Regions from separate parts of the Mus musculus genome. Here region 1 is linked to region 2. Evidence: chromatin loops called from intact Hi-C (ENCODE). Cell type or tissue: left cerebral cortex. All regions are shown on one strand. Links, peaks and the distances in the headings refer to the core of each region. The heading gives the core; the rest is flanking DNA.

Region 1 (15,247 bases), core at 4,930-12,929, 210 kb after region 2:
CAGGCTGGCCTCGAACTCAGAAATCTGCCTGCCTCTGCCTCCCAAGTGCTGGGATTAAAGACGTTTGCCACCATGCCCAGCAGATCTTTCATTTTTTAAACTAGTTCTACAGTGAATATTGTACCTTCTCTTGGGCAGTGAAGGTTAATGTGTGTGTGTGTTTTCTTGCTGTTACAATCCATTATTTATGTTTGCTCTGAGTGACTAGAAGAAGAGAGGGCGATTTCGCTTGTATTAAGAAGTTGCTGCTATGGTAATATTAGTGATAGGACTTGTGAGAAGTCTTTGTACAAGTGTTTTGTCACAAATAGTGGTTCGGTTCCCAGCCTGTGCTATGCCAAGGTAATTATATTTCAGATTTTTGATTAGTATTTGTGTAATATGTTTTGAAATGTGGATTGTTTAAATTTTAAAGAATTGATTTAGCACATTGGATCACAAATTTTTTTTCTAAGCCAGAGGGTGCCATTGTTTAGTTTCATAAGCTGAAAAGCAGTGACTGAAAGCTAGGAAATATTAAACCTTGAAGCTGAAGAAACGGTGTAGAAAGAATTTTCTAGTCCTTCAAATATTTGCTTTTTTGTTTTGATACTTGTAGAACCGATCATCAGATGTTCATTCATCTGGATCTTCAGATGCACATGTAAGTATAAAAGAAAGTCTTTTTTTATTTACGTATGAGTTACATGGTAAATGAATGCAGTTATATGTGTGAACATTTGTGTTTTCCTTTGTGTTTGTTTACATAAATAAACTCAAATTGCATTTGAAACCTGACACGTATTTAATATTTTATTTTGCTTATAAAATTCTGTCTATATAAAGGACCCCTTTCTTGCTATACCTTGTACCTGCCTTTTGAACTCCCTGCAAATCAGCTGGCACAGAGCATGCTATTCACTTCTTTCTTATGGCATAATGTTCTACTATAGAAAGATAGACTTGTTTGTTTTCATGTTTAAAGTTTTTTGGCATTTTGAATACTGCAATAAATATTTTTCCACATGTTATAGCAATATTCAAATATTATATGTAGATTCCTACTACAAGTTGTTAAACATTTTCAGGAGTATGTGAACTCAGAATTATTTTATAATAGGAGCTTTGGGAGATGGCTCAGTAGGTAAAGTGCTCACCATTGTACCTGTGTGGAAACTGGTCATGTTTCTTTTGTTTTTTTAAGATTTATTTATTTATTCTATGTAAGTACACTGTAGCTGTCTTCAGAAACCCCAGAAGAGGGCCTCAGATCTTGTTACGGATGGTTGGTTGTGAGCCACCATGTGGTTGCTGGGATTTGAACTCAGGACCTTCGGAAGAGCAGTCGGGTGCTCTTACCTGCTGAGCCATCTCTCCAGCCCCGAAACTGGTCATGTTTCATTTCAACTTTGTTATGGGATATGAAGATAGGTAGGTAGATGGATCCCTGGAGCACCCTGGCCAGCCAGCATCCCTAACTGTTAAGTTCCAGATTCAGTGAGAGACTTTGCCTCAAAAAAAAAAAAAAAGGTGGCAGTGACTATGGAAGATAAATACTCCAAACTCATGCACAAACAAGTGTACACATGCCCTTCCCCATGCCTCATGTAGGCCAAAATAAGCCCCTTTTGTACAAATGCCAAGGCATTATTCAACTTTTGCATTGTGTTTGCATTTTCCCTGCTAGTGCAGAAACAACTGGTAGGCAAACTTTAGGCACATTAGTATGAATCAAGGAAGTGACTCCAAAATATACTGTTATATTTACACCCATCTTATACAGTAAAATATGCTAGCTTAAGAATATTTCAGTGGGTGAGCCTAAGTGGGGTCCCTGCTTGTAACCCCAGCATTTGGGGAGGATAAAGCAGAAAGATCATGGGATCAGGAAATTGAAGCTGACTTACTACTCAAAAAAACAAAACAAAACAAAACTATTTTTAGTGAGGTTATAAAATACTTAAGACTCAACTCATGTATGGGTCTTTCATTTACATATCCTGTGTGATGAGACAAGTGCATATAAGGTCCTCTACTTCCAGAGTATGAAGATGTAAGTCTATCTTATGAACCACCCTTCTTGAAAGAATGCCTGACATATAAACTTGTTAATCTGACTTGGGTATTTGACAGATATTTTCTTAACTAAAGGAAAGAACCTGTTACTTCAAGAGTAACAAATGTTCCCAGTGTGATATTTGAGCTTTCAAGGGCAAGTCAGAGTTCATGAAATTCTTAAGGAATTTACTTATGAACTTGGTAGTGTTAGTAATGTGTTTTTAGATAATAGTGAAATTTGTCAGTATGTAGACACTTTGGATTAATTCTAGTTTTTAGTACTGTGGATGTCATATTTGAAACCATTTTTAAAACTTTATCTGAAGATGGATGCATCTGGACCCTCAGATAGTGATATGCCAAGTCGAACACGACCTAAAAGCCCAAGAAAACACAATTATAGGAATGAGAGTTCCCGCGAAAGCCTTTGCGATTCTCCTCATCAGAATCTCTCAAGAGTGAGTATTGCTGAAGACGACTAAGGACGGCTGACGGTTTTGCTCTGACCTTGATTGAATATGGTGGTTTGTACTTAGTTCTTTTTTCGATATTTTGAGACAGGATCCCACTACTTCGTAGCTCTGGCTGTCCTGAAACTAGCTCTGTAATAAAGGCTGGCCTTAAACTCACAGAACCACCCCTGCCTCTTGAGTGCTGGGATTAAAGAAGTGTGCCACCACGCCTGGTGAAATTAATATTCTTTATTAATGATAAACTCCCATTTATTGAAAGAAAAATGTGTAGCTCATATTAGATGTTTCATTAAAGGTGTTTAATTTTTAAATTTTTTAAAAAAATAAACATTTGAATGTAAAGTGATTATTGTCATATTTATTGAGTTATTAGAAGTATTCAGGCAGCTGGGCAGTGGTGGTGCATGCCTTTAATCCTAGTACTCGGGAGGCAGAGGCAGGCAGATCTCTGAGCTTGGAAATCAGCCTGGTTTACAGAATTAGTTCCAGGACAGCCAGAGCTGCACAGAGAAACCCTGTCTTAAAAAAAAAAAAAAAAAAAAAAAAAAAAAAAAAAAAAAACCCAAAAACAACAAAAAAGAAACATTTAGGCAGTTAAGACAATCATTGGATCTGGTGAAATTGCTCAGAAAGGTGCTGGCTGTGTAACCCTAGAAACAAGTTGGATTCATTGAGCCTGTGTGCAGGTGGATAGAGAGAAATAACTTTACAAAGTTGTCTTCTGACAACTACACACATGCCTTGGCATGCACATCCACCTACCTACAACATGCATGTATATGCACAGTATAAAAAGGATGCATTCCTAGTGCTCTGAGAGCTTATGTTCGCTCTGAAAACAAACAAGAGTAGATGTTAGTCACTTGGATAAATGGAGTCCTAGGACAGGCAGGAACACAGAAAGAAGTCCTTTGTATTTGTATGTGTATTATACACATATGTGTGTGCAGGTGCAAGTAGAGGCCAAAGGTCAACATTGGGCATCTTCCTCAATCACTCCACATTATTATGAACCTGATTCCCTGACCAAATCTAGAATTGCTCTTCTGTTCTGCCAGCCTGGCTAGCCGTTGGGCCTTAGATGTGTGGTGCTTGGGCTACAGACACATTCTCGACCTCTACTGCATAGGTGCTGGGGTTCCATGCTGAGTCGCCAGTGGCAGTGGAATTTTTACTGACTGAGTTTCAGTTTCCCCAGCCCTTGAGAATTGGGCTCATTACTACAGCGCCTCCCTCAGGTCTTCTGGCTTTCTAAAATCTATGTAAAATAAATTTTCTTGAGGTTGATATACAGGTTAGTGTACTTGTCTAGCATGTGTGAGGTTTTAGGTTCAATTTCTAGCACTATTTTAAAGTATACAAATTAAAATTTCTTGTGAAAAAAAAATCAGAAAATATTAAGTCATCAGCCAGCCAGCATTAAACACTGACTATCCTTTTTTTTTTTTTTTTTTTTTTTTTTTTGGTTTTTCGAGACAGGGTTTCTCTGTGTAGCCTTGGCTGTCCTGGAACTCACTCTGTAGACCAGGCTGGCCTCGAACTTAGAAATTCGCCTGCCTCTGACTCCCCAGTGCTGAGATTAAAGGCGTGCGCCACCATGCCCGGCATTTTTTTTTTTTTAAAGACAGGAACTCTTAATATAGACCAGGATAGTGTTGAATTTACAAAGATCTTCTGCTTCTGTCTCCAGATTGCTGGGATTAAAGACATATTCCCCCATCCCATAGGAACACATCTTAAAATAACTTTTTTTTTAAGTATTTTTAATTCAGCAAAACTTAGTTTTTACACAAAAGATTATATTCTTCATTTGAATAAACATTCAGTAAATTTTTTTTGCCATTTCTCTTTGGATTTATAAACAAAAATTTGAGCATGCAAATTTTGTTTCTTTTCTTTTTTCTTCTTCTTTCTCCTTTCTTTGTTACTTCCTTCTATTTTTCCTCCATCTTGGTTTGAGAAGGGGTTTCTCTATTGCCCTGGCTGTCTTGAAACTTGTTCTGTAGACCAGGCTGACTTGAACTCAGATCTGCCTGCCTCTGGCTCCCGACTGCTGGGATTAAAGGTGTGTGCCACCATGCCTGGCTATACATTTAGTTTCTTAGAATTGTGTTTTTCCTTCAGTTTCAACGTAGTCTTCATTTGAAGCTAACTATAATTACAGTGAATGATGGCAAGACATTTTTTCTTTTCTGAGGAAAAGATGATTTTGAATCTGTTTGAAAATTTGATTGTTGGAGCTGGAGAGATGGCTCAGTGGTTAAGAGCACTTTTGCCCAGGACTGTAGGTTTAGTTCCCAGTACCCCACAGGTGACTTACAACTCTCTGTAACTGCATTTCCAGGGGCTCTGACATGCTCCTCTGTCTCATTGTGCACCAGGCACACACATAGTGCACCTGAGTATGTGCAGGCAAAACACTCAGAAAATAGAAATCTTAAAAGAGGGAGAGAGAAAGAGAAGTGACTTTTGTGTTATTAACTGATTATCTTTCACAGAGGGCTTTTAATGTAACCTTCAAAATAGGTGGCCTCAATGTTTCTCACCATAATATCCTTCCAAAGTACTTTGTTAGCTTCTTATTTTAGTAAGGAAGAGAAAAACTTAAGATTTCAGTATTTTAGGCTTGTATTTAATTAACTGCCCTACCTTTTACATTTGTGAATCCCGAGTAACATGAAACAACTAAAGGCCTATAGACTATTTAGATCAGATTTTAGAAGGAAACTTTCTAAATTGTAATAATGAAGGCTTCAGTAAAATGTTTCTTTGGATTGGTTAGGTGGCTCAAGTTGTAAGGGTTCTTGCCATCAAACCTGACACCCCAGCTTGCTGCTTGGGACCTACATGATGGCTGAAGAGAACTAGCTAGCTTAAGTTCTTTGGCCTTCACACATATGCTCTGGCACACGAGCCCTGTCTCTCATATGCATACACACAAAAAACAAACAAACAAAAAAAGATCTTTGTGAATTCAAGGCTATCCTGGTCTACATTAAGAGTTCCTGTCTTTATAATTAATTCTTTTAAAATACGTGAGAATTTCATTTATATAAATGGATTTTGATCAAATCCACCCTCCATTCTTCCCCTTTCAATCCCTCTTACATCCCCCTTTCCCCCCAACTTCATGTACTTTTCCTTAATGTTTAAAAATTTAAATAAAATTATATCATGATTTCCCCCTTCTAGTTCCTTCCTCTATCCCCTCCTGTGTTCCCACCTCCTGACTTCCTCTCAAATCACACCCCTTTTATTATTATTGATATGTGTGTATATATATGTGTACATATATATATGTATATGCATATATACACATAAATGACTAAGTACAAGCTGCTGAGTTGTTTTAGTGTTGCTTGTGTATGTATGATTTCAGGGCTTTCCTCTTGGTATTGTATAACCAGTTGTGGGCCTCATCCCTGGGGAAGACTAAATCTCCTTCTCAGCAGTCTTTAGTTGCCTGGCTTCTGTCTAGAGGTAGGGCCACTGGAGATTTCCTTCTTCCACTTTAGCATGTCTGTTGGTGGTGTTATTTCAGGTCATGTTTAGGCAGCCATATAAGGTTTCATGGCTGTCATTTCTAGGAGACAGTCTATCAGCAGACTTCCTGGTCTCTGGCTCTTAAGATCTGCTCTTTCAGTTGTGTTTTAGTGCCCCTCAATCAGTTAGTTAGTTAGTCCCTGTATTTTGAACAGTTGTAGTTTCTGCAGTGGTCTCTCACTGTTGCAAGGAGAAGCTTCTGTGAGGCTGAGAGCTGCTCTATCAGACAGAGGCAGCTCCTGAGCTTGGTCCACATCTTAGCTTGGCAGTGTTGTGAAGATGGCAGTGGACAGGGGCAGGAAGGAAGAGGGAAGAAAGAATCCCACTCTATTCTTTAAACCCAGTGTGTTTACTTAGTGCTGCCAGGCACAGTTTTCTTGTATAAATTGACTCATTTATCTGAACTGCTTGGCATGTTTATTGTTTTTTTCCTTTTTTTATTTAAGATTTTGACTTCTGGAATATTTTCATATACATGAGGTATCTTGGGCATAGGACCCAAGACTAAACATAAAACTCATCTCTTTCTTATGTATAGCTTCACATATAGCCCAAAGGTAATTTGTTGCACAGTATTTTACACCTGAAATTTGACTGCAACCTGTTCTTTGAGATCAGATATAAAATGTTCCACTTGTGGTGTTAAGTGTTTCAGATTTTAGATTTTCAGATTAGGAATGATCATGTATATTCAAAAATATTATAAAGATTTATATATGCTGAAATCTGAATGCAAAGTAGATGGTACATTCTCAATAAAAAATGAAATTATGTTTATATCAGTGTTTTTGATAAATGAGGTACTTAATTACGGATGTGATGTGATTTTAATCCTCCCATTTGAGGGTGTTTCCTGTCATAGCTGCTGCCTTTCCTGCAGTGTCTATTTGCCCTCCTCTGTGCTTTCTTTTCTCCTAAGCCTTGTTTTTTATTTCTTTGGTTTTTAACCTTTATTTCCCTTTAAAAAATGGCTCTTGCCTGTAACTGACTTTGAGTTCGGAAATAAAAAGCATCCCTTAATTACTATCTATTTACATTAGAATGATGCCTGAGATCTAAGTTTGGAGTGTGCCAGTTTTTCTTTGCATGGGTACTTTACTTCTAAAGATGAAGTTATCATTAAAGTACGTTACACTTATAGGTAACAGTAAAATTTGTATGTAACGACAAAATAATCTCTTTGCTTTTTTTTATAGCCTCTTCTAGAAAACAAGCTTAAAGCATTCAGTATTGGAAAAATGAGCACAGCAAAGCGAACCCTAAGTAAGAAGGAACAAGAGGAACTGAAGAAAAAGGTAATGTTTGGAGTGTATTTTAGGTTATACTTAGAAGTGACTGTGTAAGAGAGCAGTAGCAGCTGTGTTTCCTGAAGAATTTGACTTCTTGATGTTTGCATCTACACAGGAGTCAAGTCTTTAACACAACAAATGTTCATGATTTTGGCTTTAGCTTCTCTATCTATAGCTCTGTGTGATGTTGTGTTCTTGTTGTCAAAGTGTGAGTGTGTGTTTGTGTGTGCATGCACCACTGTAGTGTACCCATCTCCCTTAGATGAATGCAATAGCGTGAGGGTACTTTTCTCCATTTACCTTTTTAAATTAAATATTATATCTTTGTGATTACTTGTAGGATTGAAACATTGAACTTTTTAAAGCTTCATAGGTTTGTAAAATCCTATTGGGATTTGTGGTTTTGCTCTTTGGACATTATATTGCAAGTAAAGTTGTTATGAATAATGTTATATACACAGATGCATTTTGGTTTTCTTTTAGTTTGCCTTTTGAGGCATATTCCTGAAAGGGAAATTGTTGGAATGGTAAATTAATAAATGTGGTTCTTCTGTACTTCTCTGTCAGGCAGGGACAGTTTGTTCTCTATCTGTAATGTGTTAGTGATATCACCACCCACAAGTAGCAGATTATACTGGGGGAGTTTTTGCCAGTCTGTAGTGTGAAAAATGATACCTGAGTGTTTGAATTTGCAATTCCTATAGTGGCAATGCAGTTCACCAGCCCCCTACCTCCGTTTTATTTCTTTTTATTCTCTTTCTGGTTTTATTCTTCCATGTAAAAACTGTTTTTATAATCAGTTGTCAGTCTTTCCTTACAATTACTGTGTTTTTAACCAAGCTTTTCCTTTCTTTTCCATTTCTGGCTTATAGAGGAATTTCCCTGTATTTTCTTCTAGCATCTGTATTCCCAGGAGAATCCCTTTGAATTCCTAGGATTGTTTCCTAAAATGTAATCTTCATGCAGTTTTTCATCTTATATAATACAAAAAATTTTGATTTTGTTCTATCTTCTTAATTAGTTGTCAGTAAATTATGCCAGTTTTGTTTCTGGGAAAGTCTGTTTGTTTCCCTCTGACACTAGAGGCTTCTTTTATTTTCTTATGTGTTCTATTTCTGAGGTAGTGTCTTACACAGCTCGGGCTGGTCTGGAGTTCTGTCTTCCTGTCTGACGTCTGAAGTGACAGGCATGTGCCACCATTCTCAGCTTGGTATTTTATTCATACATATTTGAGGATATTTAGATGGTGATGTCAATTCTACTTTTTTAAATGCCATGTCAGGAGGATATTCTGTGGCTTTGTTTCTATTGTATCTTTGATTATTTGAGAAGGAAATTTTTATATTTGATGAATTAAGTCATCGTGCCTTGGAGAACTTTCTAACAGCAATAGGATCTGTCCTTACTTAGTCCTTTGTCCTGTAGTCTGGTTCTTGATTGCCTTTAAATACATTGACTTGTTTATCTGCCTGGGGTTCTTGTCTGCATCTCTCAATTTCTAGTAAAGGAGCAAAGCCTTTGTGTTTGAATTACTTAGCATTTAGTAATATTATTACTAAATTATAGCATATCATGGCTAATATGTAATGTCCACCAAGTATTTGATACTAGATTTGAGAAGGGAGAGGTTTGTGTATTTTGTTTCTTTTTCTTTCTGTATATGGGTGTTTTTGTCTGCTTGAATGTGTGTGCCTGGTATCCAGAGAGGTCAGAAGAGGGGGTTGGTCCCTTAGGACTGGAATTAGAGGTGGTTGTGAGCTGCAGTGTGCGTGCTGGGTCTTGGGTTCTTAGGGAGAAGAGCCAGTGCTCATTACTGGTGAGCTTCCACTCTCTGTGTTGGCATTTGCCTTTAAGACAGTATTTGGCAGTCAGATCTCTGTTCAAGGCCAGCCTGTCTGGATACTGAGTTCAAGTCTGCCTGGCCTCCACAGTGAAATCTTCTCTCAAAACAAAGCAAACTGAATCAGTCAAACCATACCCAAACAGCAGTTCTTGTGTAACTAATATTTCGTTACGTATTTAGGAGGATGAGAAGGCAGCGGCCGAAATTTATGAGGAATTTCTTGCTGCTTTTGAAGGAAGTGATGGTAATAAAGTGAAAACGTTTGTTCGAGGCGGGGTTGTTAATGCAGCTAAAGGTAAGTACCAATATCTGGCTTTGAAAACAACCCTTGGATAATGTGATAACAGATTAATTATGGAAGACATTTGACTTTGAATTATCACTTTTCTTTTCTATTAGCACCCTCTAGTGGTTAGATTAATAAACAATATAAATGATCAAATATGAAGTAATTAAGACTCAAATTTGATTAGTGGGACTGTATGAAATAGATAATAATAATAGTAATAATGATGATGATAATAATAATAACTAGTACCTTTCAAGTTTAAAAAAAGTGAATTATGTTACAGAATTTTTAATGTTTTATAGTTTTGCTATAAAGTGGTCAAATTGTGATTTTATTTTTTCAGGTTGAGTGGTAGTATGTAAATTTAATTTTATATTCAAATCTTAATACTAAAATACTAAAAATACTTAATACTTAATAATTTTCTTAAGAAAATTATATGAAGTTAGTTTTATAAACTACTATTTTAAATTTCAGATGAACATGAAACAGATGAAAAAAGAGGTAAAATCTATAAACCATCTTCAAGGTTTGCAGATCAAAAAAATCCTCCAAATCAGTCATCCAATGAAAGGCCGCCATCTCTTCTTGTGATAGAGACGAAAAAACCCGTAAGTCATTCTTACATAATTGAGCAGTGATTTTAGAATTTGGCATTGTTATTGGTACTCTGAGTGCATCTACTATACAAAATTTCTTAAAGTCTTGAAGTAGGTGTTGAGTTTTGATGCTGTCTAACTCAGTAGTTCATCTAGATAAGCGGTAATAGATTAGGTTAAAACATGGTAATGATAGTCTTTGAACCTTTGTTACTATGTACGTATTATATATTGCAGTCAAAAGTTGAGTTGTAAATGTACAGTAAAATTGTTTTCTTTTAAACAGTTCTGAATTGTGATCCTAAACATGTAGTACATGTTTTTCGGGATGGTTTTGGGACCTTTTAAGAATTAGGAATTGGTGTGTCTATTTTGATAAGTTCTCATCATAGAGTTTTTTTGTTCATTGGAAATAATTTTATGGTAGATAATAGGTTGATAAATGTGGGATCAGGTCACTTGGAGCCACATTGGTTAATTAAATATGATTACATTAAATAGTGAGATGGATTTTTCTTTTGTGGCTGTCAAGATACCTCTGAAAACAAACAAACAAAAAAGCAGATTTATTGCTATGTAATTCACAATTAGATGATAAATTCAAGGTTATTAAAAAAAATGCCATTTTTGTGTTTCCAGAAATTCTTATCACCTCAAAAACCATAAATTTTGTTTAATCTTTTTTTATTTCAACTATAACTTATTATATTCTTTATAGCCACTGAAAAAAGGGGAGAAGGAAAAGAAAAAAAGCAATTTGGAACTTTTCAAAGAAGAACTAAAACAGTAAGTTGTTTTTGTTTTGTTTTGGTTTGGTTTGGTTTTTTTTTTGAGACAAGGTTTCTCTGTATAGTCCTGGCTGTCCTGGAACTCACTTTGTAGACCAGGCTGGCCTGGAACTCAGAAATCTGCCTGCCTCTGCCTCCCGTGTGCTGGGATTAAAGGCGTGCACCACCACTCCTGTCAAAACAGTAAGTTTTATAGGAAGAATTCTATCAGGTTGGAGAGATGGCTCAGTGGTTAAGAGCACTTGGCTGCTCTTTAGAGGTCCCGAGTTCTAGTTCCAGCAACCACATGGTGGCTCACAACCATCTGTAATGGGATCTGCTGCCTCTTCTGGTGCATCTGAAGAGAACAACAGTGTACTCACATACATAAAATAAAATCTTTAAAAATAGAATTCTATCGTAGACATATTGGACTGATAATTATAGCTGTTGGTACATATACTAGTTATCTGCTGGCTTGCAAGTGAGCTTTCTGAAGCTACAATAGATAGGATGTGCTTGAAAATCAATTAGCATTTATTCAGTGTCTATATCTGTTTGTAATGTATAGATTTAGTTCAGATGCTTATTTTCTGTCTGGAATCCTGTTTATTCAGTGGGGTTCAAGTTAGGTGTCATCAAATCTATTAAGAGCAGAAGCGTAAGTAGTGGTTTATGTTGACTTTCCTTTCCCCCTAAGAGCCATCACTCCTGCTCTGTGACTGAGGGGCTCACTAATCTTGGTTATAATTATTACTGATGCAAATAAACACATCACATTATTTGAAGATAATACCTAGAGAAACTGTTACTAAATATGAGTAACTTGTGGTGTACTCTTAGCTAACTATAATTATTTTCAACAGAATTCAGGAAGAACGTGATGAGAGACATAAAACAAAAGGCAGGTTAAGTCGGTTTGAGCCTCCTCAGTCAGACTCTGATGGTCAGCGACGTTCTAGTAAGTGATGTTTATCTTAGTGCACACATTTATGACTTATTGTCCTAGAAACTAAGAGTTGTTTTCTTTCCCCCCTTTAAGTGGATGTGCCTTCAAGAAGAAATAGATCGTCTGGTGGTAATACCGATTTTTTGCTTTTTAAAGAATTAGGAATTGTCTCAACTTTGTATTTCGCAGGGTGTAACTTGTTTTTTTCTCCTTGTTCTAGTTCTTGATGATTATGCACCTGGCTCACATGATGTAGGAGATCCCAGCACTACAAATTTATACCTTGGAAACATTAATCCACAGGTAATATAAGGAAAATAAAATGAATGTTGGCTTATGTTCATTTTTTTTCTTGTTGTTGGATAATTAGATAAAATTAAGATTCTGAACTTGGGGGGCTGGTGAGATGGCTCAGCGGGTAAGAGCACCCAACTGCTCTTCCAAAGGTACTGAGTTCAAATCCCAGCAACCACATGGTGGTTCACAACCATCCGTAAGGAGATCTGACTCCCTCTTCTGGAGTGTCTGAAGACAGCTACAGTGTAATTACATATAATAAATAAATAAATCTTTAAAAAAAAAGATTTTGAACTTGACAAATCTGATGGAATTAGATGGTATTTTCTAATTGTTTTGAAAACTTGGGGCTTATTAGTTGGATCTGAATTGTTTCCTGTACATTTGTGAAGATGTGGCTTCCTTAGTAACTAGTTTGTACTCTTGAGGCACCTCCTGATAGGTAGCTTGCTTTCTTATGGAGGTCCTCTTTTCCTTTTCTCCTCTGGGGCTCCTTGTGGTTCCCATCTTCCTGTGCTGTGATTGCATAGGTGTTTAGATCCCAAGATCTTCAAACAGGAAGAGAAATCAGACATGCCTTTGGTTCCAGTAGCTCTTAAGACGCCAAGCCCTAACTGCTTATTTAAATAAAATAGAAGGCTTCTAATATGAAAGTACTTCAAATGCACCAGTATGGCAGGGTTTTTTGCCAATGTAGAGTTTCTAGTTTTTGAGTGTAATACTGTAGGGTTAATATGTTGCTTTCTACTTTTAAAAATGATTTTGCTTTCTGGGTTGCATAATATTCTTAGCGCCTCCTTTCCTTTTTGTTGCATAACCAAACTCTCTGATCTTTTAATAGATGAATGAAGAAATGCTGTGCCAAGAATTTGGAAGATTTGGACCATTAGCTAGTGTAAAAATTATGTGGCCTAGAACTGATGAAGAAAGAGCACGAGAAAGAAACTGTGGCTTTGTGGCTTTTATGAACAGAAGAGATGCTGAAAGAGCTCTAAAGAACTTAAACGGTAAAGTCCTTAGTGTCCATTTGTAGGAGTCAGGTACTTCTTTGGTGTAGAAAATTAGCCATAAAAACTCTGAGAATTGGTTCAAATTGGAAAATATACATAGGAAATTTAATTCAGAAATACTTTTTCTCTGGAGCTTGTCAAAGTAACCTTTTTCCTTTCTTTTTTTCTTTTGTAGGAAAAATGATTATGTCTTTTGAAATGAAGTTAGGTTGGGGTAAAGCTGTGCCTATTCCTCCACATCCAATATACATTCCGCCTTCTATGATGGAACACACGCTCCCCCCACCTCCATCCGGACTGCCTTTTAATGCGCAGCCTAGAGAGCGATTAAAAAACCCCAATGCTCCCATGTTACCACCACCTAAAAACAAGGAGGATTTCGAGAAGGTAATTTTAAAAATGTACATAGGACTGCATCTGATATGTAAATACTGTATCTGTGGTAGTGTTTCTTTTCAACAATTTTTATAGACATGTGTTACTCTGGCAACTCATAAATAAGTAAATATGTTCCCTGCCTTAGCCCATGAAAACCCTGTATTGAAATATTAGGTCATATTTAATATTTTTATTTGTGGCTGCCATTCCCTTTTGAGCACTCGGTAAGCGCACCCTCTCCCCCGCCCCCAGTGTTGTAGTCAGTGTTTGGATTTACTTTGTTTTGAGAACATGGTAGTTTTTATTTGGTTAAGTGACTTTTCAATTAAGAAAGCCCACCTAAATAGTTAAATTGTTTGGATGACAGCAAACTAACATAGCTTTCAAGGTCTTGAGTTATTAGACTATATAGTAGCATATATGATATTTCAAAAATAGTTAACTAATCTAGTAAAAACAAAGGGTGAATATTTTTCTTTATTAAACATAAAACCAACTTAATTTCAAGTTATAAGAATTTGTTGGTTCTATTATGAGTTGATTACACTTGAAATGCCAGGGCTGGTTTTAAAGGCTTGGGAACAAAGTAACCAACTGTGTGGTCAGAGCAGACAGTTAATTAGTTCACAAGTTAATTATCTGCTAATTGTCAGTGTAGCCCCTGTTTCAGTACATTGATGTGCATTCTAGCAGGAATGTTCTATGCTTTTGCCTTTGGTGAACAGTAATTGTTCACTGTGAACACATCCATTTGCATTATGTAATTGCTTAGTGTATAATTACTTCAAATGCAGTGATTGCCTGCAGAACTTGTGATTAGATGTGTAGTGTTTTCAATGCATATGTATATTTTTGCTTGTTACTTGTTAACAATACTCACATATTCTATGTTTATTATCTGATGTGACTTCATATACAGACTCTGTCGCAAGCCATAGTCAAAGTGGTTATCCCAACAGAAAGGTACATGTTTTTCTTTATTATTACTGATCTAAATATAGACAATATCCCCTTCTGAATTGAAAAGAACTGGTGTTGAGGAAAAGGTAATATCTTGACTGAGCAATGGCTCCTTCCCACTACATTTGGGGGATGTGTAAAAATTAAGTTTAGTACACTTTGCAATTTTATGTCATCTTTTCTTTTGTTTTTTATTCTCATTTTAGAGAGTTTTTAAATACCTTTAGAAATTAGAATGTTTAAATAAATTAATGTGGAGTTGTTGGTCTGCTAATTTGAAACTATTGTGAAGGGAAAATAGGTATATAAGTAAAATGAGTTTTAAAGCTTAGATAATATTACAATTTGACCCACTTTATTTATCTTGGATAAACATCTGGATTACATGCCTTAAATATGCAACCTTGGTTTTAGATCTTAGTGGAGGTGCAGTCGTATTGTTTTTCTTTTTTTCTAATTGATTTTAAGAAGAAATTCTAATTATTTTCATGGACACTGGCTGTATTAGGATCTTTTAGTCATAGTAAAGGCGTTTGGATCTCTTTTATTACTTTTCTTCTTCTTTTTTTTTTTCTTTTTAATACACTGCTAATGAAGAACAATCATGTAGGTATGCTCTTGCTCAGTCAAGCTCAGCCTTTTCCCAAACACAGAAACACAACACTGGTTGAATAATAAATGAACACAAAAGAATTCCAAATTCTCTTTGACATTGGCCTTGGTGAGCAACACCAGCTGAGCTGTCTGCGGCAGCGGGGGACCAGGAAGGCATCATGGGATGGATTGGGAAAGTATACAGGTTTACCAGACATT
Region 2 (15,247 bases), core at 3,057-11,056:
AAAGATGGGTGTTGTAAGCCCTAAGGCAATCAATGAGATAAAGCAGTTATCATTAACAAGCCAACAAAGAACATAAGTTGGCATTTTAAATTATTTAAAAAAAAAAAAAAGACAGAGTAAAAGGAAAAAGAAAAAAGCCCAGAGGAACTAAAGAACTAAAGAGGAAGAAATAACATGAAAGACGTAGACAGGTCAGTGCCACCCCAGTCCTCCCAAACACAGTCAGGTGTGTCACAGCTGTACCCCACAGCCTGGTACCAGCTTCTTTCTTAGGGGTTTGTTTTGTTTTGTTTTCCTCTGATAAAACACTATGTCCAAAAGAAGAACCTTGGGAAGGGAAGGGCTTATGTTAGCTTACAGCTCTACATCACAGTCTATCACTGCAGGAAGTCAAGGCAGGAACTTTAAAGCAAGAACTGAAGCAGAGGGTACTGAGGTGTGCTGTCCCCTGGTGTGCTCCTCAGGGGAACAGTATCTACAGACTGGCAGCAGAGTCAAGGACAGCCCCTACTCCAGTTGTTGTGGATTTACATGAAGACCAAGCTGCACATCTGCTACATGGGGTGACGGGGGGGTAGGGAGGGGGGGGAGTGCTAGGTCCTACCCAAGTATACTCTTTGGTTGGTGCTCAGTCTCTGAAAGACCCCAGGGGTCCAGGTCAGTTGAATCTGTTGTTTTCTTGTGGAGTTAATATTCCCTCCAGGACCCTCAATGCTTCCCCCCAACTCTTCCACGAGACTCCACGAGCTCCGTCTAATGTTTAGCTCTGGGTCTCTGCATTCATTTTGGTCAACTGCTGGGAGGAGTCTCTGAGAGGACAGTTATGCTAGGTTCCTGTGTGCAAGCATAGCAGAGTATCATTAATAGTGTCAAGGATTGCTGCTTGCCCATGGGATGGGTCTCAAGTTGGGGCTGTCACTGGTTGGCCATTCCCTCTGTCTGTGCTGTATCTTTGTCCCTGCACTTCTTGTAGGCAGAAGACATTTAGGATCAAAGGTTTTATGGTTGAGTTATCCTTTTTCCCCTACTGGGAGTTCTGCTAGGCTAGAAGAAGTGACCACTTCCATATCTATATCACCCAGTTGCTTGGAGTCTCAGCTAGAGTTACCCCCATATACCCCCTGGGACCTCCACCCATCCCAGGTCTCTGACATGTCCTAGAGATTGCTTCCTCCACACCGCTGCTTCTCCTTCTCTACCCTGCTCTCCCTGTCTGACTCCAGCCCCGCTCTCCTCCCCATCCCCTCTTCTACCCAGTTCCCTCCTTCCATCAACATCTGATATATATTTTGTTTCCCCTTCTGAGAAAGATTTAACCATCCTCTCGTGGGCCCTCCTTGTTGTGAGCCATTTCTCCAGTCCCCTTGTAATTTTTAAAAGGCATTTTATAGAGCTTTTCATTGGAGTCACCTAATCCTTGGCTTTTCTTAGGTGAGAGGTTGTTATTTTTGGGTTAATTTTTATATCAATTACAGGATTTTATATTATTTACAGTCTTTCTATATCTTTATGAGTTATTCTTGGTAGGTTATATATTTATAGTTATTTGTTTGTCTATTTGGACTATCCAGTTTGTTGTTCATAGTAGTATCCTATGATCCTCTCTGTGTGTGTCTCTCTTTTTCTGTGTGTGTGAATCTCTGTGCATGTCTCTCTGTCTCTGCCTCTTTCCTGCATCTCTCCTTCCTTTTTCAGTTAAAGTATATGTGTTCCTTTGCATGCACACACATGCATAGAGTCCTGAGGTGTCTTCCCTGACACCTGATGCTCTCTGTACCTTATCTTTTGAAACAGGATTTCTCACTGAAGTCGGCCCTCACTGACTGACTGAATTATCTGGCCAGTGAGCTCTGGAGATGTCTCTCTTTGTCTCCCCCATCCTTGCAGATGACCTAGCATTTTCTCATAGGTACTGGGGATCTCAACTCAGGTTCTCATACTTGTAGAGCAGGCACTTTCCTGGTGGCCCGTGTCCCTAGACCTCCTTCTATTCTAGTCCTCCTGCCTCAGCCTCCAGTGCTGCACAGACCATGTGTTCTGCTGCATACCAGCTTTATTTTCATTTTTTTTGACATTCAATTAACTCCTTTATAAATGTCAGTATTGATAGCTTAATTTTCTTTTTTATTTCTTTACACTTTCATATGTTATTATATCTACAAATGCATAATGCTATGACCGTTCTGTACACAAACAAACAAACAAACCATTTCGCTGGTTTTGCTGCTTGCCCATCACATACAAGTTCAGTATTCAAGCCAGCGAGCGCACTGCTGAGATGTCTCTGTACTATACTTAGTTCTGTAACATGCAAGAACTAATGTCAGTCTCTGCTGATCTCCTTTAGTATTACTCACCTTGATATTCAAACTGGTTACACTTATTTTTCTTAAACTTAGTTGTGTTGTTAAAACTTGTGTATGTTAAAACAATTTTTGAAAATTAAAATTATATCATTATAAATGGTCACTTTCAAAACTTTATTTCTAAATAAGTGAACAGTGCAGCAAATGTCTTCGAAGGTCGTCTTTCCTGAAGTTGTCACAGGCAGTTGTTTCATTGCTGCCTTGGTGCGTTCCCTGCTGACTCTGGTGTCCTATTCTGAATAGTCACAGTGTGAATGAATGACTTTGTCTTCCTAAGTGACCCACCAAAGTCACTGCCAGTGCATTAAGGAAAATGTGTCTCTTCTTTTCTCACGTTTTGGGTTTGGCGATTCTAAACCCTCCCTGTTTCTTCTGTCCTCACTCTGCTAGAGCGCCAGAGGAGTGCGGTGCAGGCTTGAAAGCACCATGTGGCTTAGTCACTGCTGCAGCCAGGGCTCCCGAGAGAGCCCGCAGTGTGCATCTCACAGGGCTTCTGCTTAAGGAGCCAGCTCACTCTAGTGGGATAAAGGAGCTTTGTCACTCGCCTGTAAATACCACACCTAGTGCTGTGGTTTACAGGCGTGCATGGGCACACTCAGCCTGTACTGTTTTTATTATGTGATGTTCTATAAGTGTTCTATGCAAGCACAGAACATGTAAATATATAATATATACAAATATACATCACTCTTTTTAAACAATGTTTAGAATGTTCTACGTTTTGCTATCTCTGTCAATGATACTTTTTTTAAAAGTAGATGGACCCTTTTGTACTTTCTCCCCATTGGCTATCTTTTAGGGCTAATTCCTCTTCAAAAAGTACTGTCAGGAACTGGAGAGATGGCTCAGCAGTTAAGAGTACTTGCTGTTTTAGTAGGGACCTTAGCATCTTACATGGTGGCTTACACACACATACATGCTGGCAAATACTCCTACACATAAAATAAAAATAAATCTTTTTAAAAGATGCATAATAAATGTTAAGAAGTGCTGTCAAAGTATTCCTTAATCTAAAAAAAATCAAGATTTATTAAAAATACCTAATTTTCAGATACTGAAGAAGTAGGAACAAAAATGAAATTAGACTTGAATAAAGTCTCTCATTGTCCCATGAGAGTTACAAAAGATGGCGATTGCTTCCTCGACATAATTACTTCCTAGAGCAGCTTGCACAGAGGGTGCAGTCGCACAGCAGGGAGGTGAGGGAAAGATGTCACTCCTAGAAAGGAATAAGGGCTGGATGTCTGGATGATGACGCAGTCCTTTAGGCGTTAGCTGAGAATTGGTTACAAAATCAGATGAAAGGCTTCATTTTAAAATGATTTACTATTTGTAAACTTTAAGAAGCCACATAAATTTTTTTATTGGAAAAAAATTATATTTTGGAAGAATTCACTACATAAGGTGACAAAATTCCAAAATCAAATTACATGAAAATATACATCGCAATTTCTTTGTACAATAGGTGATGAAAATCTGCTGTAAGAAGAAACAAATATGGACTAAGGAGAAGGGTAATAGGACAAATATCATTTTAATAGCAATCCCAGACGTAGAAAGCCTGTAGCTGCGAATGCTATAATCATCCAACCTTAATAGACAACTTAAAGGCGAAAATAAACCAAATCTGGATTTTTGTATTGTTTGAAATAAATTTCACTAAAATGAACTTAGAACAGCCTTTACACTTTGTTTTTAAAGTTCTCAGGAGATAATGACTAGGATCAAGAGCTCTCAACAGCCAGGCGTGGTGGTGCACGCCTTTAATCCCAGTGCTTGGGAGGCAGAGGCAGAGGCAGGCAGATTTCTGAGTTCCAGGCCAGCCTGGTCTACAGAGTGAGCTCCAGGACAGCCAGGGCTACACAGAGAAACCCTGTCTCGAAAAAAACAAACAAACAAACAAAAAAAAACCCAAACAAACAAAAAGAAGCCACATAAATATAAGCATTTATTTTCTTTTTTTTAATTAGGTATTTTCCTTGTTTACATTTTCAATGCTATCCCAAAGGTCCCCCATACTCACCCCCCCAATCCCCTACCCACCCACTCCCCCTTTTTGGCCCTGGTGTTCCCCTGTACTGGGGCATATAAAGTTTGCAAGTCCAAAGGGCCTCTCTTTCCAGTGATGGCTGACTAGGCCATCTTTTGATACATATGCAGCTAAAGACAAGAGCTCCCCAGTACTGGTTAGTTCATATTGTTGTTCCACCTATAGGGTTGCAGTTCCCTTTAGCTCCTTGGGTAATTTCTCTAGCTCCTCCATTAGGGGCCGTGTGACCCATCCAATAGCTGACTGTGATCATCCACTTCTGTGTTTGCTAAGCCCCGGCATAGTCTCACAAGAGAGAGCTATATCTGGGTCCTTTCAGCGAAATCTTGCTAGTGTATGCAATGGTGTCAGCATTTGGAAGCTGATTATGGGATGGATCCCTGCATATGGCAATCACTAGATGTCCTTTCCTTTTATCTCTGCTAACTGGCCTTTAGATAATCTTTATGTTACCAGCAATGGTGATGCTTGCCTATAATCCTAGCATATGAGAAGCTGAGGCAGGAAGATTGTGAGTCTGATGGCAAGATTGTCTGTGTCTCAAAAACAACAACAAATACGAGGAGATGAAGATCTCTGTCCTTCTTCTCCCTCCACAGCAGTGATACCCTTTGAAGACTGTGTGTGACAGGAGCTGTGTATTTAGTACTCATGGTAATGGTTTATAATACAATGGCTTTTGTCAGGTAGCTGGGGTTGTTGGGTTTATTTTTTGTATTCCCACAGCTGGAGCTTTGATGCTCTTAACATAACATATTGAAATTTAACCAGGCTAAATAAAGGGTGTGGCTTATGAATCATGTGTTTGTTTTTCTTTTACTACTGGGTAATTTCATATTTAACACATAGTTTTCCCAACAGTTTTAATGTACACCCATGTGATGTGTCCACAGATTTCAATGGGACAGATGTTACAAGATTTTGGGAAATTTCTGGGAATGTTCCTCCTTGTTCTGTTTTCCTTCACGATTGGACTGACTCAGCTCTATGACAAAGGGTACACTTCCAAAGAGCAGAAGGACTGTGTGGGCATCTTCTGCGAACAGCAAAGCAATGACACCTTCCACTCGTGAGTGTCTTCAGAGTTTACTAGATGGACTTTATTGAGTTCTGTGTGGCTACTCATTACACAAACACAGCTTAAATTGTTCTTTAAAGAAATCCTTTTTGAGTGTCTGTAAGCATTAACAAATGCTCATTTTTCTTGAATCATTTTCATCATCTTTACCTATAGGATCTTAAGTAGTAGATCCAAATCATTCTATGTGTCTTTTCTACTGAAATCTGTCTGAAGAGAGGACATTTGACATTTTTACACTCTTAACACTTTGGGAAATTTCTTCTGTCCATCCCATATATTAGAATGTTCAGCATCTCTGCCTTTAAACTAGTAGTACATGTAGCAACTCTTGGTTACCAGTGCAACCCAGAGCACTCATGTTTTCATTGTTTACAGTTGAGGACTATTAGAGCTTGAGGACCAGTTCCCTGGTATATCATAAAGAATGGTACAGCCACTATAATTTAGACAGAATACTCCACTAGGTTCCTTTTCCAGTGCTGGGGGGGGGGCTTGTCTGAACCAGGGTATGTATACGCCAGGCAAGTGCTAAACACCAAAGTTACACCCCCAGTCTTACTCTCCTCGTCATTAAATAAAATACAGACAAGTATTGACTTGTATATTTGCGTGTTCTTATCATGTGTCAAAGTGTTCCCTCATTTAATGAATAAGATTTCTGGGCTGGCCAAGATAGACAGGCAGTGGGGGTGATCATGTAAGACCTTGCTGTTATTGTAATGATTTGGAGCTATTGTAATTTAAAGTCACCTGAAGGCTGAAGTAGAGGACTGATAGAATCTAACTAGATACCCCATGGACTACTGTATTGGGACTAGAAAGGCAGCAAAAGAAATTAAATAGGAATGATATCTTTGCACATATTTCCTCATTTAAAATAAAATCTTTAGGGGCTGGACAGATGTCCTAGTGGTTCAGAGCACTTACTGCAGAAGACCTGGGTTTGGTTTCCCTCACCCACCTGGTGGCTCACAGCTGTAACTTCAGTTCCAGGGGATTTGGTGCCCTCTTTTGACCTCAACAGGATTCTGCATGCATGTGGTATGCATACATACACTCAGGTACACACACATAAAATAAAAATAACATTAAAAATAAGACTATATATACTGTGAAAATAAAAATAAAACAAAAAATATTTTATAATGTATTATACAAGAATTACTAATGGTTCCTGTATATAGTTTTGACATAAATGCATTATCTGTTCTTGCTAATTCATTTCCTTTTTAAAGAGAATGTACTTGCCCTTACAGGTTCATTGGCACCTGCTTTGCTCTGTTCTGGTACATCTTCTCCTTAGCGCACGTGGCCATCTTTGTCACCAGGTTTAGCTATGGGGAAGAGCTGCAGTCCTTCGTTGGAGCTGTGATTGTTGGAACTTACAATGTTGTGGTTGTGATTGTGCTGACGAAGCTGCTCGTGGCGATGCTTCACAAGAGCTTCCAGCTGATAGCAGTAAGTGCTGTCTTCACATCCCATGAGATGTGGGAAACCAAGTAACTAAGGATGACAGAATCTATGAATAATATTTTAAAATTAAATATAGACTTAAAAATATAATGTCTAGCAACTTCACATCTTTGACCAATTCTTTTAGTCTATAAGATGTGGTAACATACAGACAGTTTTAATCAGTATCTCCACCAACCTTCCCATATGCATTCAGCTTGTGTCCGTTCTTATTTTATCCTGCTTTTCCTCATAGAATCATGAGGATAAAGAATGGAAGTTTGCTCGAGCAAAGCTATGGCTTAGCTACTTTGATGACAAATGTACACTGCCCCCACCTTTCAACATTATTCCTTCTCCAAAGACGATCTGCTATATGATCAGTAGCCTCAGTAAATGGATTTGCTCGCATACCTCGAAAGGCAAGGTCAAACGTCAAAACAGTTTAAAGGTGAGATTAGAGCTTTGAATTGCACCACAGTTTTACAACTGTTCATTTCAATTGTAGTTCTTTCTTTGTCTTATTTATTGATCCTCATTCTTACTATGTAGCTGGCATGGAACTTGGCTTTGTATACCAGGATGGTCTACAATTTGCGTCCTGTGTGTGCCTATGATGGGCTGCGATGGTGGGTGCTTGCTGCCAGCTAAGTCTGGCCGTGCCCAGCTCAGATGCTTCACAGTGCAGATATGCAGGGTTGATAAGAGCTATGCTGACCTGTTTCACTTATATGCCTAATGTGTGATTTACTATATCGTATAAAACTCAATAAATAATTGACAATACAAAATAGAACTAAGGATTTTTTTAGTTGGCTTGGTTCTTTTTTTAGTTTTCAAGTTTCCCTAACACATGAACTCCATTCCCATAGACTTTCACTATAGATTTAAGGAACGATTATTAGTTCATACTGTTTTTAGGTCTTGAAACTTACTCAGTGTATTTCTTATCCAATGTGTGCTTCTTGTAAACCATGGATTGGTAAGTTTCCTAAAAGACCAGACAATAAATATTTCACATTCTGTAAACCAAACAAAACAGAAAACACCATCTCAGAAGTTATATAAGAGAAAATTTCCAGAAACTTATAGATGAAATTAAAAATATATCAGTAGGTAGCAGTTACTGTAAAAGGTTACTAGGGAAAACAGAATTCCCTGTGGTCTGGTTGAATTTTTGCTTAATTAGAGTTGAAAACCAAGTTGTCCATCATGAAATCACTACAGAGATTCATCTGTAAACCCTTGCTTACTCACACAGTAAGAGAGACAGGGATAGTTAGGGGTCTCTCATGGCAGTTTATGTGTCTCTGCAGTAGACCGAGCATCACTGAGACTAAGCTTTTTCAGTGAAATCAGCCTAAATGAGAGTGAATGAAACAGATATGCAGCCTATATTATCTTAAGCATATACTGAGTATGATTTATTCCAAAGTAAACTATCCTCTAAATGTATTGAAAATACATATCTGTGATTCTATTATTTAAATATTGTCTCTAGGGCTGAAGGATGACATGATGGCAGATGTTTGTCTAGCAGGCTTGCGGCCCTGAGCACACCCAGGCACTGCAAATATATATGTATATATGTGTGTGTGTATACATGTTCTTACATGTATATGACTGTACATACACATATGTTGTTCTGCTGTCATTAATTACCATATGGTTGCTTGTTTTGAAGGAGTGGAGAAACTTGAAGCAAAAGAGAGACGAGAACTACCAGAAGGTGATGTGCTGCCTGGTGCACCGCTACCTGACGTCCATGCGACAGAAGATGCAGAGCACAGACCAGGCCACCGTGGAGAACCTCAATGAACTGCGCCAAGATCTGTCAAAATTCCGAAATGAAATAAGGGATTTGCTTGGCTTTCGGACTTCTAAATATGCTATGTTTTATCCAAGAAATTAACCATTTTCTAAATGTTGTAGAAATAATTTTCCATAACAGATCTGAAAGACTGTATTTGCATACTTGCAATTAAATCAATTAAGATCTATATGGGCATAAACAATTACACAAAAGCCATTCTTTAAATATTTATAGCATAAATATATGTCATGTAAAATATGTATATAGAGTTAGTTTTTTAAAACCTGTCTATGGCTTTTTGTAGAAGCAAACCCGTTTTGTTCGCATGCTCTTTTGTTTTCTTAGTTGGTCAGTGCTTAACTCCATCATGTTTAAGAGGGGCAGCTATCAGTGTACACATGGCCCACTCCATTTTATAAAACAAAGATCAGCAAATGCAGCTACCTTAAGACACACTTGAAATGAAGAGCTCATGGTGTTTAAATCTCTTGTTTTAGGAGTTCACACAGAGTTCAGTATATTGCTTAGGAGTATAGTTTCATCTAAAATACCCTATTTTTTCTTTTGTTAGAATCTTAAGCAGCAGAGAAAAGTTCTAGTAAATATTTGAATTTAAGCCAGTCATGGTAATGCACGCCTTTAATGCCAGCATACAGGAGGCAGAGGCAGGCAGATCTCTGAGTTCAAGGCCAGCCTGGTCTACAGAGTGAGTTTCAGGATAGCCAGGACTACACAGAGAAATCCTGTCTTGGAAAAAATTTATTTATTTATGTCTATCTAAATTCATCTTGGTATTTGTAGTGTACTATATTTACTTTTACATGGTTATAATAATTTTATATTTTTAATTTTGTTTTGACACATTATTTTATATCTAGTTCTCTATATTGAGGTAGTTTATATGTTCAAGTATTTATAGAAGTCTGTGATTTTTGAAAACTAGTAGCCATCTTTTACTCATAGAATATTTGTTCATATTTATACATTTGCAACGCTACTTCTCTAGGTATTTGGTTAGTTTAGCTTTTCCTTCTACGTTTCCAAGTTGGAGTAAAACTCACCATTACAAAGTTGAAGCTGCTTGTCACCATTCATGTGGTCACATGCTGGTCACAGTGGGCTTGGCTGGAGAGGCCTGGAGCCCTGAGGAAAGCTGCTTTCCTTTCAGCTGAAGGCTCTTGAGCAACTCTTGCAAAGTGTTTTCCTCAGAGCCTACCATAGCTTCCACAAAAGGGGCCTCGTGCTCGCTGCTAGAGATGTAAAGCACTGTTTATTCCATTTGAAATAGAAAGAGAATCTGACTGCCTTTCAGTGTTCATGTGAGGGTGTGACTGAAGGTTTCCCAGCTGTCGCATGAACATTCTTGAAGAGCGCTTGGTGAATGTGAGCCGGCATTGAGGCCAGAGTGCAGACAGCCCTGGTCTGTGAGCACCACCTACCCTGGGGCAGCTGAGGATTCTAGTGTTAGCTTTCATCTTGCTTTTTACATTTGTTTTTAATGTTCAGGTTTAAGTGTTCCCTCTTTTGGGCAAATTCTTATAAAAATGTTTATTGTAAAATTATATATTTTGTCTACAATGGGATTATGCGCTTCCAAGTTGGGATTTTACATCAGGATTTTTAGTCATTCTAAAAAAATACCTAATTATTAAAAAATTTATAGAGTACCTATGTGTGCATGAGTAACTGATGGGGTATATTTTGAATGACAGCATATTGTAAGAAAAAAGTGAATAAAAGTTGACATTAGATCATAAGTTTGATAGAGCTTGAGCATTTTACGATTATTTGGTTTTTATTTTTTAATTATTTTATGTGTGAGAGTATATTGCCTGCATGTATGTGTATGTGCCATGTGTGTGCCTGGTACTCACAGAAGTCAGAAGGTGTTGGGACCCCTAACTGGAGTACCAGATAGTTGTAAGCTGCCATGTAGGGACTAAATTGAGCCAGGTCCTCTGGAAGAGCCACCAGTGCTCTTAACCAATGAGCCATCTCTCCAGCCTCTCATTTACTTTTTAAGTCTGAGATACTATAGGGATGGAAAGATAGTTCAGTAGGGGAAATGTGCTTACACCAAGTCTGATGACCTAAGTTCAATCCCTGGTGCCCACACAGCAGAGAAAACCTACTCCCACAAGTTGCCTTATAAAATCCACATGCATGCTGTGTCACACAGTATCTGCACACACACCCCCACATACACAGAGGAAAATATTTGAGACATAACTTATATGCCATCTATAAAATTTAGTGTTTTTTTTTAACTTATGATCACAAAGGCTTAAAATGCAAACTGCCAACATCAGACACTCAGCAACACTTGCCACTTCTAGGAGCAATACCATCTTACTGTTAGATCTTCCCTAGAGCCATGAAAATGGACTCAGATGAACTATACTTTGTGTGCCTTCAGCCTTCTGCTGTCCTATCCTGTGGCAATACTGCTGCCTTTGCCACTCTCCTTTGGAAGTGTGTTGGTAGGCATACCTTTGGGTTAGGAATCTGAAATGCTGAAAGGAGGACCAAAGAAAGGTGCAGCTGCCCCGCATCAGCAAGATGAATCAGCATATGTGAGTCAGAAAAGTCCCGGCAGAAAGAACAGAAAAGCTGCTATGTCACTTCAGATCTCACACCCTAATTGGAAGCACACGAAGGATTCTGGGAAATGAAATTAGTCCTAGGCAAGTTAACACATAAAGCTACCACACATACACACTGGAGATATCTGCATCACACAGATGAATCTTAAAAAGTGATACAAGCTAGCCACAAAGGCTATAGGCTGCATACTCCTATACAACACTACACACACACAAACACACACACACACACACCATTAGAAACTAAAGTCAAATCATTGGTTCATAGGATCTATAAAAGAAGATCAACTGCACAACTCAGAAAACTGCTTTTGTTAAAAATGATGAATTTTAAGTTGAGCCTGGTGGAAGATAAGGCAGGAGAATTTTAGGGTTCAAAGCTAGCCTTGACAACATGACAAACTGTAGACTAGCCAGAACTACATGGTGAACCCCTGCTTCGAACAATGAATTTTAATGTATTAGAATTATGCTTGTGTCAACCTGATGAGAATTATATAATGCAGTTATGATGAAAAGAGCTAAGAACTTAAGAGGCAGAGGCAGGCAGATCTCTGTGAGGTCAAGGCTAGCCTGGTCTAGATTGAGTTTGGTTCAGGGCTATGCAGAGAAACCCTGTCTCAAACAAACAAAAACTAAGAAAACAACAGGAACCTTAGTTTGCTGCTACAAAAGAAGTGATCTGTGATGTATATCCAGGAAAGACTAGCTACCTGGCATCTAACAGCAGCACAATGATGGAGTCCATAGATAATTACCATTACATAATATACTTTTCAAAATGAATTTTACTATTTAGGTTATCTGCTTTTTCACACATGGAATGGTCAATTTCTAACAAAAACTAAATTGACATTCGGATTGGAATTACATCAAATCTAGAGACTAATAGGATGAAGTTATGATTTAGCAACTGTTCAAAGCCATCTAGGAAAGGCCATGGCAAGCAAGTGAATTTCCTGGAGATGGCCCACCATTTTGCATGGCTGCAATGGATGTGCTCTGGAGAGGCAGAGCCTCAGAGACTTTGTCCCAGGATTGCTTCTCACTGCTGATATGACTTCCCTGCCATTACTACATAGCCTAATGATTCCTGGACATCAACCCACCCTAGTGGGAAAATTTCCTGCAGATCAACATGAAGATGAACTTTCATTTATTAATGCTAGATGAATTAATTTCTAGCATTCCTTATTTGAGTCAAATAATTTTAAGAGGAAAATTTAAGAAGTTGGTCTTAGCTGTTTTACCAGAAAGATGTCATAAAGAATCAAGAATAGAATATATCTTCTCCTCATAGAATAATAAGTAAAGGCTGCATAATAAGGAATAAATGAGCTTTTATAATTGCAAGTGAAGAAAATAGACTGGGGACAGATCTGTGATTAAGGAAAAACATTCATTCTAGGTCAAGTCCAAGGATGAGGCCACAGGTGTGCACTGTGATAAAGCAAGGCCACGTGAAACGGTTGCTTTGAGCTTATAATGAGCTTATAGAATGAAACACTGCTTTGAACTTACTATAGACATCCTCTGTAACTCCCCTTTGTGTAACATTTTATCTATGAGGTGATTTTATGAAGAACTTTTGCCTAAGAAGGTATAAATTGCCAGAAAGAAGAAATAAATGTGGCATTTGAAACTCAGTCCCATCTACTAAATGTATATATTTATCTGTCTGTCTGTCTATCTATCCATACATACATACATACATACATACATACATACATACACACATATAGGTGTAGGCATATGTGTGTTATGTAAGTATACATGAACACTTGTGGAATTGTTGAGATAGGTGGTTGGGCCTAACCAAAGTATGTGATGTCTCTGTGTGTCTATACGTGTGCTCAATTTCTTCCTTTCTTCCTTTTCTTTTCTCTCTGGCTCACAAAATTTAAACATGTTTTTTTAAAGTGGCCTAGGCAATCCAAGTTATGGACAAGCTCCATTCTTTTCATCCTGCAATCAATTCCTTCTCTGCTGTCTCCCATGAGGAATGCTATTTAAGGGATCCATAGCTCAGCAGGCAAAAGTACTCGCTGGTCTGATGACTTCAGATACCCAGAATCCACACAAAAACTGGACCCAGGCACAGTGGCATGTGTCTGTAATCCCAGCATTCAAACGATAAAATGGGACAGAAGGGGGACAGAGGACTTCCTCTGGAAGCTTGCTTAGGCTGGCTAGCTGCAGTGACAGAGAAGAGAGACCCTGCTTCATCGACTTTATCCAGTTTTTAGCCCATGTTGGACCCTACATGCTACAATAATCATCTGCCAGGCAAGATCTAACAATGGTAAGACTATTTATGGGTGTTACCTTGGTCGCGTACTACAGTGGGTAGTGATCAACGCAGTGATTAAAGCAAAGATGCATTACTGTTTAAAGTGCTGAGTATAAGCAAGTGTGCATACTCAGCCATAAATGCACCTTCTATATCAATCCCCAACCCCCCATATACAGGCCCAGAGAACACTGTGGGAAAGGGGAGGGGCAAGAAGAATGTAAGAGCCTAAGCCTGGGGAAGCGTGCTGGAAATGCTGTCCTCTGCACTTGGCTGTTCACACATGAACTCAAAGCAGTTGTGGGTCCTTACAGGAAACCTGCGCAAGATCAAGACAATTCACAAATTCCAGCAAGGAGTTGGAGGGGTTCCAGAGGCCCCACCCTGCTGGAAGAACGATCGATGGCTACTGGAGGAAAGAGGATGAGAAACTTTTTATTAGGTGTGTAGCCACAGGGACGTCCTCCACCCCTCCCCAATAGATGGCTCCCATGACCATGTGCATAAAGGCAGCACTAATTAGACTCGGTATGAGATCCTTTATGGTCTTCAAATGTGTTCATATTCTTTACACCCACATGCAACGGGTGAAAGGTAGCTTAGACGGAAGATGAGCCAGTGTGGTGGTTTGAATGAGAATAGGCTCAGATATTCGAATGTTTGGTTGCCACGCTTGACTGTTTAGGAAGGATTGGGACCATAAGGGATCTCAGAAAGGATTCTATTTGCCTTTCTCATTCTATGCCACAGTTCTTCTAGCGATATACTGTGCACAAGAACCCAAGTATCCCCCTCCTCACCCGGGAGGCTCTTCCTTGAATCATGTAACCACTGATATTATTGTTTTCAGATGTGTCGGATGTATAGAGCCTCAGCTTATAAGTTTTCCTAATTGGTTTCTGTTCTCAAAAGCTCTGTCTCTGACATCTGATTGAGTCTCACTCTCAGTATACTGTAGACATCTTTCAAGTAACAGACAATACTTCTAGTTTTTATTTAATCAAATGTTAGCCTTTTAAAGTCACTTTGCTTTTTAAGAGGGAAAACAAATGACCAAAGGGGGAAAAAAAATCAAGAATTTTAATTATAACATTAAAGCGCCTCTATAAAAGTGTCTGTGTGTGATCTCAGCCAAAAGATAGACAAGAGGTACCTTTCTGTGTGTGTTCCAAACTCCTCTGATTACAAGTTGTCGGACTACCTGTGAATACTTCCATGCTTACACAGTCGTAGGTTCCCTCAGCCAGCCACGGTAACACGTGTGTATAAGCTCCATGCTCAGGAGGCTGAAGCAACCTAAGCTACAAAGCAAGTTGCAGGCCAACCTGCATAGTCTGACCCTGTGTTAAAACAGAGCAAATGGCTTTAAGTGTGTTTGTACTTGTGGGAGCTTGAATATGCATGGCCCAGGAAGTGGCACTATTTGGAGGTGTGGCCTTGCTGGAGGAAGTGTGTCACTGTGTGCCTGGGCTTTAAGCTGTGTCCTAGCTGCCTGAAAGCCAGTCTTCTCCTGTTTGCCTTTGGAACAAGATGTTGAACTCTCAGCTTCTGCACCATGCCTGCCTGGATGCTGCCATGCTCCTGCCTTGATG

What was found. A loop is a pair of places that touch in the nucleus more often than their neighbours do. Peaks named below come from ENCODE experiments on the same cell type or tissue, not always from the same donor. Only the 100,000 strongest peaks of a DNase experiment are listed, where the experiment ranks them.
Region 1: it touches region 2 in a loop (3-fold over the local background); 2 of 42 quality-filtered maps call a loop at or near these places.

The regions. Positions count from the first base shown.
Region 1 is chr9:95,487,936-95,503,182 of GRCm38, reverse strand. It overlaps U2surp (U2 snRNP-associated SURP domain containing), which reads left to right. Exons shown (of 28, transcript NM_001357974.1): 2 at 599-643; 3 at 2,364-2,495; 4 at 7,250-7,348; 5 at 9,366-9,480; 6 at 9,952-10,085; 7 at 10,792-10,859; 8 at 11,707-11,801; 9 at 11,883-11,915; 10 at 12,010-12,092; 11 at 12,928-13,093; 12 at 13,272-13,483; 13 at 14,394-14,437. Among named protein-coding and RNA genes, the nearest start is that of U2surp, 16 kb to the left of the region's middle. In left cerebral cortex, for the core only: a CTCF peak has its summit at 9,584 (motif pointing left); a DNase peak (open chromatin) is centred at 7,948.
Region 2 is chr9:95,700,354-95,715,600 of GRCm38, reverse strand. Trpc1 (transient receptor potential cation channel, subfamily C, member 1) reads left to right here. Exons shown (of 13, transcript NM_011643.4): 10 at 5,310-5,485; 11 at 6,754-6,955; 12 at 7,206-7,400; 13 at 8,634-10,519. The coding sequence ends at 8,861. It overlaps Gm39407 (a long non-coding RNA gene), which reads right to left and starts at 8,693. Exons shown (of 3, transcript XR_871033.3): 1 at 8,612-8,693; 2 at 7,885-7,971; 3 at 6,914-7,000. In left cerebral cortex, for the core only: a CTCF peak has its summit at 6,476 (motif pointing left); DNase peaks (open chromatin) are centred at 5,388, 10,043 and 10,956; H3K27ac peaks cover 474 bases.